Regions from separate parts of the Homo sapiens genome. Here region 1 is linked to region 2. The links are chromatin contacts, found by Hi-C or POLR2A ChIA-PET in ENCODE. All regions are on one chromosome and are shown on one strand. Each heading gives the region's core, a stretch centred on a gene start or an enhancer-like site at or near the end of the contact. The rest is flanking DNA. Distances are from core to core; before and after follow the strand shown. Region 1 overlaps PEMT (phosphatidylethanolamine N-methyltransferase). Region 2 has its middle 37 kb from the start of MED9.

Region 1 (3,985 bases), core at 504-3,003, 130 kb after region 2:
GGGTCACCAAGTAGGTTAGCAGTGAAATGACACAAAAACTCATGCCTTGGAAATTGTCCATGGAATTTCATTCAGCCTCCAAAGAAGACCCAGGAATGGGGTAAAGCAAATAACACAGCCCCGCTGGGCTGCATCTCAGTTCCTGACAGTGCAGGCCTGGGGCCTGGCAGGGAGTTTTACAGGGAGAGAAAGAAGGCATGAGAAAGTGGGGAACAGCCAAGCGGGTTGTGCGTGATCCCAGTAGAGTTGGGGGTGAGTGTGCCTGGTTGCATGGCTTCCTGGGGACGCCTCAGGGTTCCTCCTCCAGGAAAGAGGGCACCCTTCACCATCCATGCCTCACAGCACCAGGCCAGGCCCGGGACATCCACAGGTGCCTCAGACCCCACCCCTAGTTTCCAAGAGCTCTCAGTCTAGGCAGGAGGCAAAACACACACTTTCAACCTCAGTTCCCGGGGCTAGGGCTCAGCACTGCCGCAGGGTTCAGGAAGGCACAGGGAGGAGGGCCCAGCCATGTCTGCACAGAGCCAGGGCTCAGGGAAGCCAGGCTGGAAGAGCCAAGGCAGCCAGGTGAAGGCGGGAAAGCTGGCGAAGGGGAGGAAGCAGAAAGTGCAAAGGCACTGAAGTACGGAGAAGAACGCGTCTGCAGAACAGTGGTGGCTCAGGTGGCCCAAGCTCTGGGAGATAAGTTTCAGGAGATGCACCCAACTGGGCGCAGGGGGGCAGGTCGCGAACGAACCTCACCAGCCATGCTTAGCCTGAAGGCCACCAGCCGGGTCCACAGAAAGGTGGAAGTAGGAGGCCCAACCTACTGGGAATGCCTAAGAAAAGGGAAAGTAACTAAGGCAGCCTGGGTCCCCTGCCTCCTCTCCTCAGTGTGGGAGGGATCCCGAGAGATGTCTACACCAAACCCTACTGCCCAGGGCCGCACGCTGCCTTTCGGTTAGGGTGATTCTGCTCACACTAGCAGTGTCCAATAGCCTTCATCATGCTGTAAATGCCAGAACCAAAAATAAATCATCCAGGGAAGACACGCTTGGGTCCCACCCAGCCATCTCTGGAGTATGAGGAACCTACAGGGAGGGATGGGCCGGCTCAGTGGAAGAGATCGGCTCAGTGGGGATCCTGCCTGCCAGGCTCCAGGTGGGAGTGCGCTCCCTCTCCCCTCCCTTTTGTTCCTGTCCATGTCACTCCCAGCCATCCTGGCACAGGCTGTGAGCTGACCCAGTTCGAGACACCTTGTTGTACACTTTGTCACCACGTTGCTCAGGCACCACAATTCTAAAGTTAGCCCTAGCCTGATAGCAGAGGCTCCCCACCAGGCCAGTGCCAGCAGCACACAGAGTAATGCTGCTGCCCAGCTCAGCTGCCATTCAGAGGCAGGCAGTGCCCCAGGGGCAGCAGGGCTGTTGCCAGCTAAAAGCCCACGTCCACTGCCTGGCTCTGAAAGATCCCACACTCATGTGCCGTGGAACGGCTTGCACTTGAGACCCAACATCAAGGGGCCAGGGGAGTGAGCGTGGGCACTGGGGACAAGGCACTGACTGTCCCCAGCCATGGAGCTGAAGCTAGACCTGCCATTCGTTCTGCAGGAGTCCAGCTGTGAGCACAGCCCAGACAGGAGCGGGGGAGAGCTAGGAGGGCCACAGTATCTTAGGTGACACTGGTCTGAAGAGACAAGAGCTGTGCTCCTAGAGCCAAGGTCTCAGTCAGGCCTGATGAGCCAGCTGGCTCTGCTCAAAGAAAAACCCTTCTTGTGCCACAGGCTCCGCCAGTAAGCCCAGCTCAGCTCAGCTTTCCCGCAAGTGCAAGAGGCCCTGGCAGAGGACGACGCTTTCTGGTCCAGAAACACTGGCTTGGAGCCCACTGGATATGCGGCCATGCCCTGGGAGCCAGATTTCTGAGCCAGATGGAAGCAAGGGTCTCAGACAGTTTGGCTCATGCCCCCATCCTAACTTCTGACACACACACACTCACACACATGCACACACTCACACACCTACACACACACACACATGCCACCATCCTTGAGCAGACAGTCCAGATTGCAGGTATGCACTTGGGGTCCTCCCTCACAAGCCCCAGGCCCACCTGTAGTCCACCTTTTGTCTACACTCATATCCCTTTCCTTGGCCTCAACTCCTGCCCACCCTGCCCCTATGACTCCTCCAAAAAGCCCACGTGGGCCAAGTGCTGCCCTGCCTATGGCCCACCATCACCTCCTCCAGCCCCCACGACCCTGTCTCCCCACGCATTACCTGGTTATGCTCTCTCCGTAACTCCTTGGTTAATAAGTTGTGAGCTTTCTTATTAACCAAATGCTGATTTTTCTATGTAACATCTAATGTCCAATCTGACCTTGTTAATCCAGTGCCAGCCCAGGAGGGCAGGGTCCCGTCCCGGCACAGAGCTGCCCCAGAGCCAGGACTTGGTAAAGCGCAGGGATTGCAGCATTTCAGAGCTAGATGGGGCCTCAGCTGAGCGTCCTCACTTTACAAATGGAGAAACCGATGCCCAGGAAGGGGATGTGAATGACAAGGGTACAGGGCCTGGGCTGATCCCATAGCACCTACAAGGTCGGCTTTCCCGGCACCTGGAGGGATCCCTTGGGGCACTCAGAAACGAGCCATAGACCGCTGGCTGGGGATCTGAAAATGGAAACTGAGGCAGCAGCAGCAGCAAACTCACACTAAGGGTGGTAGGCAGGTGAGGGAGCTGCAGGTGAGGAGGTGACTGAGGTGAGGCAGGAGCACCCACACCTTTTCTTCCTTCTCCTCCTCCTCCTCTTCCTCCTCCCAGGAGCCAGGAGAAGCACACCTCACCTTGCCCACAGCGCCACCTACCGTCTGGCCACCCTGGGGTGCAGCTGCTGCCAGTACCAGCCAGCAGGTCAAACATCCAGGCCCAGGAAACCCCAGGCCCAGCCAGCGGCCCAGCGCAGCAAGTGGACTCTCACCTCCCAGAAAGGAAAAGCTGCCTCTTCCCAAACAACTCTCCAGACTACAGTGGCCAACTGTCCTGTTCTGCCCAGGACTGACTTGGGTTCCAGGGAAAGAGACTCTCAGGCTAAAAGCAGGAAAGTCCCCGGCCAGAGGGACAGGTCAGCGTCCTGATACAGACATAAGGCCTGCTGCCCCTCTATAGGTATCCTCTGCAGGGCCAAGGGCTGGGGCTTTGGTCTGGTTGACAGTGAGTGTCAGAACACCTGTCTGCAGCTGACCTGTCAAATGCCTTTCCTCTCTGGAGCACATGTGCAGGAGCCACCCCCGGCCCAATGGAGCGAGAGGTCTTGGGCAGGGTGCACTGTGGGAGAGAGGGGCCTCAGAGGGGAGGAGCTGCACACTGACCTTGAGGATGGACTTGGGTGTCCCCAAGCAAAGACCTGCACATGAGAGCCAGGCACCCAGGGAGAGCAGAAAGCAGGGTGGCCACGCAGGGCTTGGAAGGGGACAAACAAAGGCACCAGGAAGCACCCTCCCAAGGCTGGAGGAAACCGGCGTGACCCCGTGTGCATCTGCCGTCTTGGCAGGATTCCTTACAGCTCCCCTTCAGGTTTACGGGGTCCCAGTGAGGAAGGGAAGTCAGACACAGGCAACTCTGCCTAGAAATCCTTCTAGGTTGGAAGTAGGGTTCCAACTTGCTATGTCTCCAGCAGCTTTGATGTTGGTTACATGCAACTGGTCTTCAATAAAGTTAAAATACCAAAGCATGTGCACACTTTGCTCTTGTAAATAACTGCTCAAGGCAGCTGCTGTGCCTCCCATGCTGGCTCCCTCGGGACAACACAGGGCATGGCAGGGCAGGGCAAGCAGGGGGGCTCTGGGAGCTGGAGTGGCACAGGCTGCCTATCTTATCTTCACTGGGATGCCAGGAATCGCTGAGCCTGCTACAAATGACTGCTGCTCTTTACCTCCATGCAGTGCTTTATTTCACAGAGTCGGGGTGTGCATAGAACCTGGCACAATGGAGCCTCACCTTGTCCACCAGG
Region 2 (3,796 bases), core at 838-3,337:
ATTTGGAATGTCCTCAACACAAAGGAATGATATGTGTTTGAGGTAATGGAAATCCTAATTACCCTGACATGATCATTACACATTGTACGCATGTATCAAAATATCACGTGGACCCCATAATATGATTATGTATCAATCAAAATTGTTAGCCAGGTATAGTATGGCAGTTCCTTAAAAACTTAAACATAGGCTGGGCGTTGTGGCTCACGCCTGTAATCCCAGCACTTTGGGAGGCCGAGGTGGGCGGATCACCTGAGGCCCGGAGTTCGAAACCAGCCTGACCAACATGGAGAAACCCCGTCTGTATAAAAATACAAAATTAGCCAGGCGTGGTGGTGCATGCCTGTAATCCCAGCTACTCCAGAGGCTGAGGCAGGAGAATGGCTTGAACCTGCGAGGCGGAGGTTGCTGTGAGCCAAGATTGTGCAATTGCACTCCAGCCTGGGCAACAAGAGCAAAACTCCATCTCAAAAAAAAAAAAAAAAATTAAACATAGAATCACAACATGACCCACAATTCCACTTCTGGGTATATGCCCAAAAGAATTGAAAGCAGGGACTTGAACAGACATTTGTTTATAGTTGTATTATTCAAAATAGCAAAAAGATGGGACAAGCCAAATGTTCATTAACAGATAAATATGTAAACAAGATGCAGTATATCCATACAGAAACCAGGAATAAAATTCTAAGCCCCCCTAACCAACTGAATGGACCTCCTCTTGGCCAAGGGCATTCCAAAGTTAATCTGAGGCCAGGCACGGTGGCTCATGCCTGTAATCCAAGCACTTTGGGAGGCCAAGGCGGGTGGATCACCTGAGGTCAGGAGTTTGAGGCCAGCCTGGCCAACGTGATAAAACCCCGTCTCTACTAAAAATACAAAAATTAGCCGGGCGTGGTGGCAGGCACCTGTAATCCCAGCTACTTGAGAGGCTGAGGCAGGAGAATCACTTGAACCTGGGAGGCAGAGGTTGCAGTGAGCCGAGATTGTGCCACTGCACTCCAGCCTGGGCAACAGAGAGAGACTCTGTCTCAAAAAAAAACAAAAATGAAAACAAAGTTTTTGTTTGGCGGTCCAGCCATGATGGGAATAAGGGGTCAGGCATGCCTCCTTATACCCTCCCTACTTTGAAATTCAGGCATAACTGACCAATATTAACATTAAAACAGAGACCTTAAGAGAATTTATTCTTTCTGAAGCCTGCTACCTCACCTGCATAATAAAATTCTTGGTCTCCACAACCCCTAATTTTAACCCATACACTCCCTTCTATTGATTCCAGGTCTTTAGATAAACTCTTTCAACCAACCGCCAATCAGAAAATCTTTGAATCCACCTATGACCTGGAAGCCTCCTGAGGCTGTGTCACGGGCATGTCCTTAACCTTGGCAAAATGGACTTTGAAATTGATTGAGACTTGTCTCAGATACTTTGGGTTTACACATACAATGGAATATCATTCAACTTTAAAAAGGAAGAAATTTTTAAAGGAAGAAAAAAGAAAAAGGAAGAAAATTTTGACACATGCTACAACATGGCTGAACCTTAAGGACTTCATGCTAAGTGAAATAAGCCAGTCACAAAAGAACAAATAGTAAATGTGTAATTCCACTTATATGAGGTACCTAAAGTAGTCAGATTCATAGAGACAGAGAGTAAAACAGTAACTGTCAGGGGCTGGGGGAGGACGGGATAGGGAGTTACTGTTTAATGGGTATAGAGTTTCCGTTTGGGAAGATGAAAAACATTCTGGAGATGAATGGTGGTGATGGTCCCACAACAGTGTTAATGCACGTAATGGCACTGAACTGTACACATAAAAGGGATTAAGATGGTAAATGTGTTATACATTTTTCACCACAATTGAAAGCATATATTATTTTTAATTAATTTTAGCCTGGTAATCTCTCAGTGTCACCTTGTTTTGGTGCTGCTCTATGTAGATTGTTCAACATAGTACAAAACACGACTGGAAAAGATCAATCTTGCTGACATTTACTCGGGCTTAAGATATGGCTCAAGGGCCTTGCTCTTTTGGTCTTGTGCAAACCGCCCACAGTCCACCTGCTGGCTGGATGCCCTCATTGCAGGCAAAGCACCAGGATTTCTTATAATACCACCCATAGACCCAAGTAGGATCCTGGTGGCCTCGTGGTAAGCTGTGACAGGAATGCACAAGGATCTCCTGGCTTGTTGGCTGGCATCGCTGGCCCAGTGATGTGAGGTGAAGGGATTCTTTGCTCTGACTCAGCTCAATCCCCCTGTACAAAGGGACTAGGTGGGCTTGCTGTGCTTTTGGAAGGACCAGAAAAATCTGCTTCCTTCACTCACTGGGAGCCATGTATTCTCTTTGACTTTTGTTTGCAGGAGCAAAACAAACAGATGCTTGGGGAAAACCAACCAAAAAGGGGGGAAGGGGAGGCTGGTGCTGGCTGGCAACCTTGACTCAGCGCTCGGCAGGAGGTCCATTCGGAACAGAAACCCTCACCCTGCACTTTCCTCACCCAGCCCTGAAATCACAAACAACCCCTTGGCCAGGGTCCTAATGAGCCTCTGACAAACACAGCCCGCCCTCCTGACACAGAAAAGACAATTAGACATGCACAAGTGGCCTGTGAAATGCCAGGCTGGGCACTTGAGCTCTCCATGAATGGCACCCCCTGTACCCTGGGCCTTCTCGGAAAAACATTGCTTGGGTTCCTTACGGGTGGTAATGGCTAATAATGCAGAGAGAACACCGTGTTTTGGTTTCAGGCCTTTGGCCAGGGCGGTGAGAGAGGGGTGTGTGTGTGTGTGTTTAGTGATGGTAGTGGGGTGATATTTATTTTCATTTCTCCATCATAAAGGAATTGAAGTCCTATAGCATGTCAGCAATGTCAATGTTTCAGGGTGAAATAAACAAGTAAAAGGTGTTAGCGTTCAGATGAGCTCTAGCAGCCTGTGACGTTAGGAAAATCGCCAACTCCTGGGGCCTCAGTCTTCTCATCTGTAAAATGAGGATAATAATAGAAACCACCTTCCACTCATGGTGATTGAGTGAGCCATCGCAGGTAAAGCACTCAGCCCCAGGCCTGGAACATAGGACTCATTGAACATTGGCTATTAACTTAAAAGCAAGCGTTATGCGTTTTAGTCTATTTAAGGAGCCACTTTTGAATATCTGCTTGTGAACTCCTATATGAAGTTGGCTGTGAAAACACAGAAAACACAGTCTTTATGCTCACAGAGCTTGAGGACAACCAGGGTGACAAGAAAACCATCCGGGCAGGGCCAGCTCAATGCTGGCGCGTTGGCACCAACCAGGAGACAGCTGTGGCTTGCTTTAGGTCTGTTTGTTTCTTCTAATTTGTGTTATCTTTTTTCCTTTGGTGGTGGAGGAAGGGCGGTTTCTGTAGGCCGCAGACAGCAGGGTATGGATCATTGGTCTGGTCAGGCTTTAATCAAGTGAAAATCTGCTCTTCATTTGTTTGTTACTGCTACAAAGCACATGATTTTCTTTTTTTTTTTTTTTTTTTTCCACATCTGTTTTTTTTGTTTTTGTTTTTGTTTTTTTTTAATTTATTTATTTTTTATTGATAATTCTTGGGTGTTTCTCACAGAGGGGGATTTGGCAGGGTCATAGGACAATAGTGGAGGGAAGGTCAGCAGATAAACAAGTGAACAAAGGTCTCTGGTTTTCCTAGGCAGAGGACCCTGCGGCCTTCAGCAGTGTTTGTGTCCCTGGGTACTTGAGATTAGGGAGTGGTGACGACTCTTAACGAGCATGCTGCCTTCAAGCATCTGTTTAACAAAGCAC

The links. Hi-C counts contacts between places; a loop is a spot of excess contacts on that map. ChIA-PET counts read pairs that join two places held with the same protein, here RNA polymerase II (POLR2A). Pooled maps may share reads with other maps.
Region 1: a pooled map shows a loop between it and region 2 (3-fold over the local background). The contact joins two enhancer-like sites. A Hi-C loop is called at or near these places in 3 of 50 pooled maps. POLR2A ChIA-PET finds 5 or more read pairs at or near these places in 2 of 52 experiments (HepG2 and OCI-LY7).

What each region holds. Positions count from the first base shown.
Region 1 is chr17:17,566,063-17,570,047 of GRCh38, forward strand. The region is part of intron 2 of PEMT (phosphatidylethanolamine N-methyltransferase); the gene reads right to left. Among named protein-coding and RNA genes, the nearest start is that of PEMT, 24 kb to the right of the region's middle. RefSeq lists enhancers at 1,093-1,982, 1,983-2,874, 2,875-3,764. Within about 2 kb of position 1,754, at least 15 of the 41 ENCODE cell types and tissues checked have a DNase peak (open chromatin) inside an H3K27ac peak, as active enhancers do.
Region 2 is chr17:17,438,111-17,441,906 of GRCh38, forward strand. No RefSeq gene overlaps it. Among named protein-coding and RNA genes, the nearest start is that of MED9, 37 kb to the right of the region's middle. RefSeq lists an enhancer at 3,653-3,796. Within about 2 kb of position 2,088, at least 10 of the 41 ENCODE cell types and tissues checked have a DNase peak (open chromatin) inside an H3K27ac peak, as active enhancers do.